2 separate regions of the Mus musculus genome follow, and region 1 is linked to region 2. A link is a contact called in ENCODE Hi-C or POLR2A ChIA-PET data. All regions are on one chromosome and are shown on one strand. The core of a region is the stretch at or near the end of the contact, and the rest is flanking DNA. Distances in the headings are between cores, read along the strand shown. Region 1 holds the start of Bach1 (BTB and CNC homology 1, basic leucine zipper transcription factor 1). Region 2 has its middle 37 kb from the start of Bach1.

What was found. A loop is a pair of places that touch in the nucleus more often than their neighbours do. ChIA-PET counts read pairs that join two places held with the same protein, here RNA polymerase II (POLR2A).
Region 1: a loop to region 2 is called in a map of heart, with 2.8 times the contacts of the local background. The contact joins the promoter of Bach1 here to the enhancer-like site in region 2. A Hi-C loop is called at or near these places in 11 of 37 maps with a recorded cell type or tissue (T-helper 1 cell, T-helper 17 cell, T-helper 2 cell and 3 more). POLR2A ChIA-PET finds 5 or more read pairs at or near these places in 4 of 5 experiments (Patski and embryonic stem cell).

What each region holds. Positions count from the first base shown.
Region 1 is chr16:87,694,300-87,701,550 of GRCm38, forward strand. Bach1 (BTB and CNC homology 1, basic leucine zipper transcription factor 1) reads left to right here and starts at 4,655. Exons shown (of 5, transcript NM_007520.2): 1 at 4,655-4,757.
Region 2 is chr16:87,658,454-87,665,546 of GRCm38, forward strand. No RefSeq gene overlaps it. Among named protein-coding and RNA genes, the nearest start is that of Bach1, 37 kb to the right of the region's middle. Within about 2 kb of position 2,823, at least 1 of the 3 ENCODE cell types and tissues checked has a DNase peak (open chromatin) inside an H3K27ac peak, as active enhancers do; it is heart, where a contact is called at or near this core.

The DNA of each region.
Region 1 (7,251 bases), core at 3,405-5,904, 38 kb after region 2:
GGCTGTTGGGAGAAGACTGACTTCCAGGCAACTAGGGTGAGGGTTTTAAGCCCACTCCCACAGTGACACACCCACTCTAGTAAGACCACACATATGGGGGTCCAAGTCAACCTTATATGTAATTTTCAGCCTTATATTGTTTTCCAGACAGGGTCTCTCACTGAACCTGAAACTTATTGACTTGGCTAGGCTGGCTTAGCTATTGAGTTCCAGGGGTCCCATTTCTGTGTTTCCAGTGCTGGGATTACAGGTGTGTACTGGATTTGAAATCAAGACTTCACACCTGCAAGGCAAACACTTTAATGGCGGAGTCTTCTTCCCAGCACCCTCCCCAGACTCTTAAAGATTTTTACCCCCTTTAAAAAAATCTCATGAGAAAAGACAAATTTGAACAATCTTTTTCATTAATATTTTAAGGAATGAGTAATAGGAAAGATCCTAAGGAGAGCTTAAATGCTAACATAGGAAACTATGCACTTCGATTTGTAAACATGTTGGGGGAGGGGGAGTGGAGCACAGTGAATCTGTAATGGAGGAAAATGCCCACATTTTGTTGGCTTAGCAGCTAATATGCTATGCTAATTCAGGAAGTCCATATAGCCATTTTCGAATATGCTGATAGTCAGCTGGTAAGAGAAAGATGCATTCTCCCTCCTCCCTCTCCCTCCCCCTCCCCCTCCCCCTCTCCCGTCCTCCCCCCTCCTCTCTCTCATTTAAGTGGTTTTGGTTCAAAGCAAGGAATACTGAAAATTATGGTCCTTTCCTTCATCCAGCCTACACGCGTTTCCTTTCTATCCTCTCAACTTTAGCATTAATTTAAATAGCACATATCTGAAAGATTTCTCATCAGCCTAGGGATGAAATCTAGCTGCAGGCACAGTGCATTATCCTTCCCATTGGCTTGGTTTTATAGGTTTGTTTTTTGTTTTTTTCCTGCTAGGTGACAAGCTTCAAGTTCTAATTTACCAGTTTCTCAACCTCTACCGGCCTTGACCGCCCGCATCAGTGTTAACAATGTTGCTCCTTGAGCGGTGCCCAGTCTGCTGGAATCAGAATCTCAGGCAGGCAGGTCCAGAAGTCTGTATTTTAACGTCCTGTAGATGCTCTCACTGGCTGAAGTTTGAGTTGCTCCTCATAGTCCTGACAGTCTCAAACCTTGGGATGTCTTTGTAGGGAAGTTGCATATGACCAATCAGAATAGAGGCCATTGTGATCATGTGAGAAAAATGTTGAAATTGTGGTCTAGAGGAGAGAAGAAAGTGCATGCCCGACAGAGAAAGACTGTGTAGTTGATGTTCTGTGTGGTCCGGAGAATCATCTACAATAGCCATATACTTTAGTTGAATGAGTGAATTTGTTCAGTATACAGAAACCAAAGTAAAATAATAAATGGAAAGGGAGTAGATTATAATCTTGGGCACTCACCACATCCAGCAGAAATAGGCTGGGAAGGATCTTCAAGGCAGATGGCTGGAATTCCCCATGGGGGGTCCCAGGCAGAGTGTCCCCTCAAGTGAGGCTACAAGTAAAAGGACTCGCAACATTTTAGAGATGACGTAATCAAATAATGGCTCTTACAGCATCATGTAGAACCAGACTAGGGATTTCGGAGCAGTCAGCTGGAGTTCCCAGGCGAGCCTTCTCCCTATGATTGAGACTCTGCATGGCTGAACTTCTGGCTTCTCTTCCCTATGTAGACCTTAGAATAGCATGGAATAAGCAATAGTAACCTCTATTGGAAATGGCTCGCTTTCTAGCTCTTTTCATAGGTCCAGTGCATTTACTTTTTGGTCTATGTACTGGCTGGTTTTGTGTCAACTTGACACAAGCTGGAGTTATCACAGAGAAAGGAGCCTCCCTTGAGGAAATGCCTCCAAGAGACCCAGCTGTAGGGCATTTTCTCAATTAGCGATCAAGGGTGGGAAGGCCCATTGTGGGTGGTGCCATCCCTGGGCTGGTAGTCCTGGGTTCTATAAGAAATCAGGCTGAGCAAGCCAGGGGAAGCAAGCCAGTAAATAGCATCCCTCCATGGCTTCTGCATCAGCTCCTGCCTTCAGGTTCCTGCCCTGTGTGAGTTCCTGTCCTGACTTCCTTTGCTGATGAACAGCAATGTGGAAATGTAAGCAGAATAAACCCTTTCCTCCCCAACTTGCTTTTATTTTTATTTTTTATTTTTAGTATTTGTTCTCTTAATACTTTAATACTCTTTTTTTCTTGGCTATTTTCTTTATTTACATTTCAAATGTTCTCCCCTTTCCAGGTCTCCACTTTGGAAACCTCCTCCCCCTGCCTCTATGAGGGTGCTCCCCCCCCCCATTCCCATCCTCCTGCTCTGGTGTTCCCCTACACTGGGGCGTTGAACACCCTTAGGCCCGAGGGCCTCTCCTCCTACTGATGTCCTACAAGGCCATCTTCTGCCACATGGGTTGCCAGTGCTATGTGTATTCTTTGGTTGGTGTCCTGTCCCTGGGAGCTCTGGGGGGTCTAGCCTGTCAACACTGTTGCTCCTTCCATGGCTCAGTGGCTAAGAACACTGATTGCTCTTCCAGAGGTCCTGAGTTCAATTCCCAGCAACCACATGGTGGCTCACAGCCATCTGCAATCTGATGCCCTCTGAAGGCATGTCTGAAGACAGTGACAGTGTACTCACATACATTAAATAAATAAATAAATAAATAAATAAATAATAAAAATGCCACAACTTGCTTCTTGGTCCTGCTTTTTTTTTGCTGCAATAGAAACTCCGACTAAGGCAGACTGCTTGGCTATTTTTCTTCTCGTCTTGTCACAGAGTTGGGGCGGGCATCCCATGCTAAGTGTTCTTAGAGGACAAGTCAAGAGAAACGTGCTTAGAGGGAGGTTCTCTGTGAGCTAATACACATGACATAAGGCTACTTATCGAAATAATGTACACGAGAGGCGTGGGAAGAAGGCAGACTATACTTTGGCTCAGGATGGAAGGAGAGTGAGTGTGACAGACACCCCAGGACCCTCGAATGTCTGTCAGAACCACCATCAACTCGCACAGTCTATCCCTAAGTGTCTCCCCTCATTTCTCACTGAATACCTACATAATGATCTCAGGATCCTGAACATGCCGCCTGCCTCCACGCCTGGATCCCCTCACAGCCTGGTAGACCACACTCCTCTCAGCCATGCCCTGGTTTTAGCTCTGTTGCTGTCCCTGCCTCACAAAGGCACCAGGTCACCACTTACATGGCCACCCCACAGCACTTAGGCCATATTCTCACCTACTTTAGAGGTAACTGAATGTCCTTAAGTCACAAGAGCTTACGCACTGTACAGATGCAGTCATGTCAATGTTATCACTATTTGGAGACAACCCTCTCCTGGAGCCCTTGCACTGTCTGTGTGTGTTTAAGGAGCACATACATTTTGGGGCTTCCCATTTTTCTACATCTTTCCTCTGGAACTCAAAGCCAGCAACATTATTTCTTCCTACAAGTCCTCCCAGGGCTACTGGCCTCAGGGGTGGTAATTCCTTCCTCATTTTTAATCAGGTTGGCCAGCCCAGTCCTCTCTTTCTCCAGACTGATAAGCCCTGCCACGAGTGCATGCAGCTTTGCGTAAAGACACTGCCTTGAACAACAGCGAACATAATAAAAAATAGAAACGAACAATTGGATTAACACCCCAATAAGTAGCAGAGGATGAAAGCATGACCAGGACTTGAGGGAAGACGTCTGACATGACCAGACACGGATGCGTCCATGTTTCCTGGTAGTGCAGCGTAGAGGGACAACAGGAGGCTGCCAGACAGTACAATATTCCGGATATGAAGCCCAGTACAGCGTGCTTGCCCATTGGTGAATGCAGTCCGTCGTGGCTAGGCAGATAAGAGTGCAGCTTATATTCAGGCAAGTATGAAGGGCGCAAGAATAACTCTCAAAGCAGTATTGGCTGAGCACAAGGAGTAAAGGGATTTGATCGGGGAAGCATGCATATTAATGGGTTATAATGAGCAAAGCACACTCCAGGTTACCTGCCTTGCGGTTTTCGAGGAAGGGCCTCAAGGACACAAACAACTAGAAGGGAAGCTAGTGATCATTCAGAGGGGCAGCAGCCTCCCCCTCTCAGAATCTGCTCCTAAAAGTCCTGCGGAGCTTCAGACAGATGTTGACATACACCCTTTTCAGCAAGTTCAAACACCTGGTTTTTGTGCTCCTACAGGAAAGCAGCCCAGGAGCTTGGCCGAACTGAGCTTCCGAGGTTTGGGGGCGTGGGGCAGAAGACCTTATCTAATCTGTGTGTGGGGGGGGGGGAGGGGGGAGAGGGGCTGTGTGAACAAAAACCCTGGGGGCGTGGAGGCGTCAGCCTTTTTTTTTCCCTGCCTTCAGCAGGTGAGGAAGAGGTGGTCTTCCGTGACGTGTAACCTTGCCACCAAAGGCAGAGATAGGGCGACGCGGTTGGAGGCCTGGCGCTCAGCAATACAATCCACAACGTTACACGGAGCTCGCAGGAGGCGAAATAGAGAGGCTCTTACTAGCGGAGGGCGTGGCCTGGAACGGGGCGTGGCTCCAGGCAGGGCGTGGCCTGGAGCTCGGCAGGGCTTCAGCTACGGGGCGGGGCCCGGGGGCGGAACCGGGGGCGGGGCTTTAGCGCCCCGAGGCGCTGGCGGTGGTGGCGGAGAGGAACGGAGCGCAGGGGAGGAGACGGGCGGCTGTCCGCGCAGAGGGAGTGAGTCACCTGACCGCCGCTTGCCGCCTGCAGTCGGGCCGCGCCGCGTCTCGGCTCCGGTAAGTGGCTCGGGCGGTGCGCGGTGCCGTCCTTCCGTCCTTTCCGGGGGTCACCGGGGCTGGTGGCGGGCGGCCGCGCGGGCCTAGAAGGGGCGGCGGGCTGCGCGCTGTTTACGCGCTGCGCGGACTCTCTGGGCCGGCCGTGCCGGCGCCGCCCTGCACCGCGCTCCGCCGCGGGCCGCGTCCCGCTCCGCCTGCTGCGGGGGCAAGGCCGAGCGGGCCGGGGTTCCGGGACTACCGGGCGCTCCGCGCTTCCCTTTGTTGTTGCTTGGCGCACGTTTGTAATGTGGACTCGCACAGCATAGGCAGAGTGGGTCTCGATGTTAACGACACCAGCTTTTGTGTTCGTGTCCGGTAGGGCCAGGGCCAGCGCGTTTTCGATCTTCTCCGGGACTTTGGTGTCATTTAGTGGAATTGCGCCGATGGCTTTTATGTAGTGAGCTCTCTATGTTCAGCGTGCGCTGAGTCAAGGCAGACGTAGTAGTAATTCTGAAAGAACGCGTGTGGGAAAATCCTGCTCCCCAGACAGGCTTGGAAGAACAAAGACTTTTTTTTTTTTTTTCAGGATGCTGTTCTTTTTCCTTTTGGAGAATTGTAGAGTTGTGACTGCTAGCCTTGGAGGACGATGCCCCTGCTGGGTCTTTGTTTAGGCATTGAGCACTCCTCTCAGCTCACTGGGTTTGCAGGAAAGGCAGTTCAGAAAGATTAAAGGATGACCACTGTAGATTTTTGTTCGTGGCCGAGCTTTTGAGCTCTACAAATATTCAGAGAAATGGGAAGAGGTATGGGTTGGCCTATTCTTCCTGCTCTTGTGGTAGTGGTGCAAGCTCTGGGCTGGGCTTGAAGGCGCTTGCCACTTCTGGCTTTGGACATCGTAAGGGAGTCTAGAGGAAAAAAGGCTCCTGGTGAGTCATCTTGGAGTTGGGTAGCTTTGGAGGAGTGATCGCCTCTTGTTGTTTAACCGTCGGATCTGTCAAGTGGCTTCCCTTTGTTCGCTACGTTGGTTGGATAACAAGGTAGGGTGACTCTTTAAAAGAGTTTGTGTTGCTGAGTCATTCACCCCAGACTGAGAGGTAATTAGGAACAGCTGGTGCAGATACGCGCATCACATGCCTCCACTATAAAAGGCTGAGCTGCACACACGAGGGGTGGCTTCAGGAGGCCGGAGGGGGTCCAGCTGCGGGCTGTGTGTTTTGATCCAGGTAATCAGTGGCTGACGTGGTAGAGCGTGCTTAAGACGTGGCCAAGGAACACCGAGGTGGTGTTTAAACAGCAGCCTCGTGGCCTACTGCGGGAGACTCAATTTGTGCTGGAGGAAGCTGGATCTTTGAGATTTCAGATAGAAGTAAGGCAGTCAGCAGTATTATATCATTTCTTTCCCTTGCTGTCCTCGCTTTGCCTTTAGTATTTTGATGCAGAGTGGTGTATACATGCTTAAGTTATTCTTTATAATTTTTTTTTAAAATGAGGCCACAAAGGGGATTTCCTTTTAGGGCTTTTAGGTTTTCCTGCATAACTAGTTTCTGGGGTCAGGTGGTAAAGAATAGATAAGAGTCAGCGGGTCTTCTTGGGTCAAGGCTAAGAAGAGGGGTCTATGGATGTGTCTGTCTCTCTTGATTTTATGGATCTTGTGTAATTTCTTTTTGAAAAAAGAAAACACACACACACACACACACACACACAAACACACACACACACACCAGTCCTCGGTGCACTGTTTGGGAAAGGGAAAGTGTATGAAGAGAACTGGCTTCTTCTTCCCTTTGACTAAAAGAACGATGATTTTTAAAAACATGTATTTATTTTATTGTTTTGTGTTTGTATTTGTGCAGAGATCAGAGGACAGTTTGCATTTGTGGTTCTCTCCGTTAATCCTGTGGGTTCTGGGGCCTGGACCTCAGGCCGTCAAGCTTGGTGGCGAGTGCCTTTACCCTCTCAAGGGTTGCATGGGCCGCAAGAACGATACCAAATTATTATTGATGGTCATTCCTTTCAAACCTCTGTAGCAGGGGAGCGGTTGGTGTGCTGTTTTAGATTTAGGGTTATCAGTGTTGTCTCTTTCAGATGTTAGGAGATTTCAGGTAGATTACAGGATGCTTGATCTAACATGAAAATATCCACATCAGGAAGTTAAACGAGGAGGGTGACATCAATATTTGCATACTAGATAATGTGGTTATGCACACTTTATCCTTTTTTCTGTTGAGGAATATAAAATTTACTTTCCACTGCTATTGCCATCATTCCAAGTCTGCAACAGATTTCTGTGTGTGTTTAATTTCTGATCTTTTCCGAGAGCTGTAGTAATTTCAAAATATTCTTAGTATTTGACTTTCACTTCATATGTAGTTTTTATATTGTAAAGAATAAAAGATGGGAATTTCTTACTACATTCTTAAAGTGAGTGATAGAAATAAAAAAATTACATAGTTCTATTTTGATAACATTTTATTGGATTTGTAGGCAAGCCCCAAAGGTGGTTGGTTGAATGTGT
Region 2 (7,093 bases), core at 1,573-4,072:
TGTCCCATTTCCTCCCCTGTTCCGCCTCAACCTGGGCTTGTCCAAAAAGTGTGCCAGGCAAGTGGAGGCACCGTCTCTAATTGCAGAGCAGTTGTTTATTGGTTTCTTAGAATCCTAGGGCTTGGCTGGTGTGTCTCATCTTAATTCCCAGTATTACTTAGTTTTCCGCTGTCTCTATGAGTCACTTGCATCTCTTAATTCTTCACTTTCAACAACAAAAAGAGTCATCTTTTACAACGTAACTGTGCTTTGACGATGACGTGTGTAAGATGAGGACGCTCCTCTGGGAGAATGGAGCTCACATATGCAATTATGCTGTGTGTGCATTCCTTGCTGCTTTGATGGTATTTTCAAAACCCTGGATGCCAAGCTCTAGCTAAGGAAGAAAGAAGTTTAGAGTGTTGTATTCATCAGTGACATCTGAAATTATGAGTCGTGGCTCTATGTCAAAATGCACTGTGTTTCCTTAGATGTTCGGATGGCAATGCTATCTTAGGATAATTTTCTGAGGTGTCTTTGTTAAGCTGACATCTTTGATAGTTATCAGATAAGTTCCAGGGCCAGAGAGAGTCTCCTTATGTAACCGGTCCTTGAGCAAGAGAGCCGGGGAATTTACTTCATCAGTCCTGCTCAGATGAATTGTTTGGCTAGCCAGATCAAGTTAATCCTCTTCCCATGTATGACAGCACTCATATAAAAACATTTATCCAGCTCTTTTTTACATGCCAGACACATTTCTAAGTGCCTGGAGTGCCAGCGAATGAACAATTCTGACGTGTACTTCTGCCCTTGGGGGACTTAACATGCTGATGCGAGGTATCAAAACAACCTGCTTGGAAGCTTGGTGATTCGTAAAAGTTAAATAGTTCAGAGCTATCAGGTATAGTTTACATGTATGAATTTTTCAAAAGGACTTAGGCCAGCTCACCCTGTAAACAATGGCATTTCTTAACAGTGTCTTTGTGTTTTTCTTTAAATGTCTGCAAACTCATTCAAGAGGACACGATTTCTTTAAAACGATGCTGGTTTCAACTGGATGTAATATGGGCAGTCTGCTTTCAAATGAAGTGGACCCACTCTAGAATTAAGGGGGCGTAATAACAAACCCAGAGTGAATGTCCGTCTTACATACTTTTCTGTGGTTGTGATAAAATACATGGGCAAGGCCTCCTTAAGGAGGCAAAGGTTTATTGTGGCTTACCTGCTAAGGAACAGACCCCATCATGGTGATGCAGTCAAGTCAGCAAGAGCTTGCAACTGCTGTTAACATAGTATTATCAGGCAGGAAGAAGAAAACAGTGAATCCTTGTACTTAGTGAATCTTCTCCTCTCTGTACAGTCCTGGATTCCAAGGAACATGTAACCTGCAGTGGGCAGGTCCTCTTGCCTCAGTAAACCAATCAAGCTTATCTTTTACAGGCATGCCCTTCACTCCGGTGACTCCGGGTCTCAGGTTGACAACTGAGATTGACCACCCCATCCCCTAGTTCCTATATGACATGATTGACGATCCAAAACTTTGGAAACACAGAGGACACAGGGTAGTTGTTATATTTTAATCCTCTTTCAGGAAGAAATGTAGATTATGTGGCTTGAGAATACAATTCCTGGGGAAGCGAGATGAGTTTGTTCTATGCCTCCCAGTTTTGTGGAGCAGCTTGTGGTTTAGCTTTACTCGCTGCAGTGAGGAATTTTTAAAAATCTTTTCTTTATTCGTTGGACATAAAAAAAATAATAACCCAAGCCTGAGTGTTATTCACAAAAAGGTGGGATGGATACAAATGTTGCTTTGGAGCAAGGCTTCCCAGCCTTTCCTACCTGTATTCCTTCTTCAGCAGAGATGGTTTATGTAAATCCAAAGATGCAGGCATATTTTAAAAAACTACATAAACCAAACATTTACTGATAAGAAACCATAAATTTATTTTAAAACACCTCTTTGATATATGCCTAACTTTGGTGATAAACACATTCTAGGTGTGTTTATTTTTATTTATTAATTTTTTTCATAAAGAACTAAATCTTAGCAAAATATGTGGTACTGCAGGGTGTGGAACATGGTCAATTCAACGAGCTGATTGCAGTTTTGGTGCTATGATCATCATTGCTGAGAACAGTCTTTGTATTAATCCATAGGAAAAGCAACAGAAGTGTGCTTAGTACCATTCTAGAGGTTGTTAGAAAGCCTGTCCTAGTTTCTAACATTTAATTCATCCAAGATTTCATTTAATGACCTTTTCCCATGAAACTCAAGTCAGCTACTCCAGTAGCATTTTTTTTTTTTTAAAACAACCTAAGCATTCTAACACAATGAAATGTAACGATAAGCTGATTTTAGCCTTGGTGACAAGGAATGCTGAGAGGGAAATATGAAGCGTTTGGTTTCTATAATTAAAACTTTGTGTGTACAGTAAAGATGCTGCGGTTCTTCATACATAGCAGTCTGCTGAGCCGAGGTGTTCCAAGTAACATTGCCGTTGTGTAGAGCGATGGCATTGCAAAGGAAAGCGAGCTGTAGTGCTGTGAACCCAAGCTTTGGCAAAGTTGTGAGTCCATAGGAAGTTATACAATGCAAGGTCAGGGCCACAGAAAGGCAAGGATTCTCTCACACTAAATTCTAAGTTTGTTTTGGTCATTACTTCACATGACGCATGGCGGAGCGTTCTGTTTTGATTCACACTGATATTCAGGCTAGAGAACTGAAAGGACGCCTTTCCTAGTCACATGATTAAAATAGCAATGGTGTGTTTATACTTCCCGAGGGTAGACGGGAAACGCATGAAACAAAACCTCTAAGCAGCTAAGTTTCGGATCTGCTGACAGCTGTGGTCCTTTTTCCTGTCCACGTGCGCAAGTGCTCATCCCAGCCAGCAAGTCCTCAGACCTTCACAAGAAAGACAGGAAACCATGACTGTGCTGGGCAAGCCCAGACCCCACGTGTGGCTCTCATCCCAGCCAGCAAGTCCTCAGACCTTCACTAGAGAGACAAGAAACCACGTCAGAGCTGGGCAAGCCCAGACCCCACATGAGCCTCTTTCTCTGTAATTTTGGATCCTCTTGGAAACTGGACCATCCGCTCTAATTACCTATGCCGGGAATCCGGGGCACACGGGGCTGCATTTCTCAACTGCCTGCCTGCGCCATACCCCTGGAAACAGCTCAGACCTGCTCTACCGGGGCATTAATCCTGGCAGTTGAGGAGGGTGAACTCATTTTAACCGTAGGTTCCTGTAAACAAATGGAAGCTCCAGTCTTGAGCTCGTAGACCTGATCCCAGTATCCTTCGATGCACAGCCTCTGCCTTTTGCAAGTCTACAAAGCAGCTACACTTTCACCGCCCCACAGATCTTGGTCAGATAACTTTGAGTGAACCTCTAGGCTTTCCCCCCTCTCTACAACGTCACCCACCAAAACCACAACCCCGCCAACCACCAGAACCTTAGAACAAACCCGAGCTCGCATTTGGTGCCATCCCCAGCTGTTCCTCAGTGCTGTTTACCAAACTAGAACAACAGAAATTAGCTCAGTGTCATTAGGGGTTGCTAAGTTGGGGGTGGGTGGGGGGTGTTCCTTACTATTGTCGCACTAAATTGAACAGATGGGGAGGTGGCCGTGTTACCTAGATCGGAAGGCCAAGGCTAAAATCAATTGGTCAATATTCTATTTACACGGAATTGGCCCATGGGTCCTTTGCCCTGTTGTACTACCAAGTCAGTTACATGTTAAAAACAAAAGCAAATGTGTGTGAGAGTGTGTGTGAGCCTAATGTAATATATTATCTAATAATATATGATATAACATAATGTAATGTATTATCTAATAATATAGGATATAACATAATGTAGGGACACAAACTATGTGACTCACATATATGTTTTATTTTGAGCATACAGTTTTAACCTGCCTCATAGATAGGAATTTATAAACATTTTATGGAGAGAATACAGCTGCTTTTAAAGCTGAGCGGTTCAATCATGTAAAGACAAAATCGTGTAACTTTGACACAGTTTTTGAGAAATATCCCATGGGTGTACCTAAAATTCATCTTTTCTAACTAGTTAAAAATTTCTCCTTTTTTGTCTGTCCCCTTCCATTCCCTCTGTGTGTGAGAGAGAGGGAGAGGGAGGGGAAGGGGGAGGGGGAGAGGGAGGAGGGAGGAGGGAGAAGTATTTGTGTGGGTTTGTGCATAGCAGGAATGGAGTACTGGGTGCACAGGTGCCTGTGGAGGCAAGAGACACACCCCTAGGTGTTTTCCACCTTGGTTTTGAGATGGGGCCTCTCAGTGCACCCCAAGCTCATCTCTTCGGATGGACTGGCTGGACAGTAATCCCCTGGGATCCTCTCATGTCCTCAGAACTGGAACTGCTACCCGCATATCCCAGAAGATCCACAAAATTTGGGTTCTTCTACAGGGGGAAAGAAAAGTAGCCCACCATTTGCCAGACCTACAAACCTATGTAGGAAAGCAGACTGGATGCTAACCACGCCTTGCTCTTTGCTCTATGCATTTGCTGAATATGTTCCCACGTACGTGTGCATGTGTGTGCCTGTCTGTGGGCAGGTCTGAGGTTGGTCTGTGGAGCTCTTTCCATGGAATCCGTGGAGGCAAGGTTTCCTAGCTAAACCCAGAGCTCACCGCTATGTCTAGTCTAGCTACTTCTCTTGCTCTGGGGGGAACCCCTCGTTTCTACCTGCAGCAATCTGTGATTACACCAAGCCACCAAGCCTGCCTGGCATTTATGTGGGTGTTGGGGATCCAAGCTCCGGGTCTTAAGGTTGATGCTTGAGTGACAAGTAGTTTAATCACTTCTCAGGAATCCCTGGGTTCCTCCGCCCCTCATTGAGACACAGCACAGGAATGTGTAGCCATATTCACACTTTACATTTAAAGTCAAACCTTAAGTCAGTTATCCAAAATGAAAGCTGGGCAGCAGTCCTTCCTCTGTCTTATGGATGCCCTCATGAAAACTCCTTAGACTTCAAAATCCTAAGGAAAAGGAGAATGAAGACACAGTAACAAAGCCCAGTGTGACCTCTGCTAAAAACACCGGCTTCACTACTCCTCCAGTGTAGACAGGCACTGCTCTAGACCCCTGGCTCAATTCTACATTTGTAACTTACTCAAGAGTAAGAATTGCCTCTTCCCTTGACTATGTAGCGATTTCTGTCATGGACAAGAGACAGTCAGCCAAAGGTAGGCTACACATCGCTACATGGTAACCCTGTTCTTGTAGAGCTTTCTTTTGTTCAGAGGATCCTCCAGAGGATTTTATGTAAGTTATTCTCTTTGTTAGCAGACAATTACCCACTCAGTGTATCCTGTATTTTATTTTACTTATGATCAGATACGGCAATGTGGAATATTCATTCACAAAGGAGGGGCTTATTTCTCTATCTGCATTAAGTTCCCAGCATACTTATTTTAGATAATTTCATTTTTTCTTCCAAGGAGAATAATTATTCCAAGTTGGATAATATTCCTTTAAAAGCCAGGGAAGGGTTTTGATGTTTCTTTCACTCACCGACAAGAAACAGAACTCATTACGACACGGGTTTTGTTTTCTGCAAAGCCACGTGGGTGGGAGTCGCCTACCTCAAACAAACATTTCTTTCCCTTTCCTGTTCCTGATTTTAGAAAACTGGGGTTCCCTCCCAAGTCTAGAAGTCATGTGATTTCCGTCCATCTCTCTTGTCCCTATCAGAAGGCTGCATACACAGATATTTCTGCCTAGACTATCCAGCCTGAGGAAGGACTAACATTTTTATCTTCATGTTTGAAGCCAACACCTCCAGCTAAATTCTTCCTAGAATCAGGTTCTTTGCTGGCTGAAGAAAAAAAGAAATCTGAACTTGTTTTTAAACAGTGCGAGTGCATAGGTTTTCTAGAATACTCCGGGATGGCTGACATTCTCTGCAGAAATTTTTAAATGCACCTCATGACTGTTGCATGCCTTTTTATGTTTGGTATTCTCAACTATTTTTAAACCTTAAACCTTCAAAATTCATTCCAGACATGGTTGAGTGTTTTCTTCAAGGTTAGGATTCTACATTAAAAAAAAAATAGTGTCCATTCTCAAAGTTTAAAATCTCCCTTAGTAAACTTTCTAAAGTGCCAATAATTTCAACTCCACAGTCTCTTTTATTGTCTGGTATTTCTTTTAAGAACCGCTTTATAATTTTGTGATGTGTGTATTTTACCATGCCTCAAACATTGGTGCTTTCCATAGTATTATTACATCTCTGGTAAACAATGTTAAAAACTGTGCCAAACAATCCTTTAAATTACATTTGATATTTTAATACTGTGTGATACGAAATGTCCTATGGTGTACTCTTCTGATCTTCCTCCCACCCTTCCATCATTCCCTAGGGATAACCACTTTCAAAAATCTCTGCTACCCAAATCTCTGCTACCCTTCCAGAAAATTCCACCATCTAAATTATGTCCTTATACAACATACGATGTAATATTTACTACATGTTGCATCTCCATGTACATATCCACTCTTGCTGCGAACCACTTGTATTACACGAGCAGTCTCTTCATCACACTGGTCTATATGCATAGACAACAAACGTTTTAGTGGCACAGTAGCACCTTCTTTTGTATCGTGGTTCCATACTGTGAGTTAGGGGACAAGAGTCACTGAAGGAAGACTCCCAGACACAGATGGTATGCCAAGGCAAAGAGCGTTTATTCTGCAGATATTACCAGCCTAGGGGGTGGGGTGGTCAATCATTCATCAAAATGTCAATGACTTGAGGGGCTCGCTGGCCCCCTTTTTATGCAGGGATAGGGTAATTCCCCAGGGTCAGATAACCTCTAATATGATGATAACCTCTAATATGAAGATGATATAATTGATTGATAGTCGGTGACGTTTGTACAATTTTGGTTGGTTGCTGTGTTAGTTTCATTATGATTGTTGAGACCTTGAAGAACTGAGACCAGCTCAGTTCTGTCCTTGTGATTCTCCTCCAGCCAGGTGTTCCAGGAGCTGACTCAGCTCCACTTCTCCTCCCTGAGTTATGAGTCATGGTTGAGCGTGACTAATCAAGGACCCATTGTCCGTGGCTTGCTCTGCGGAGCTCC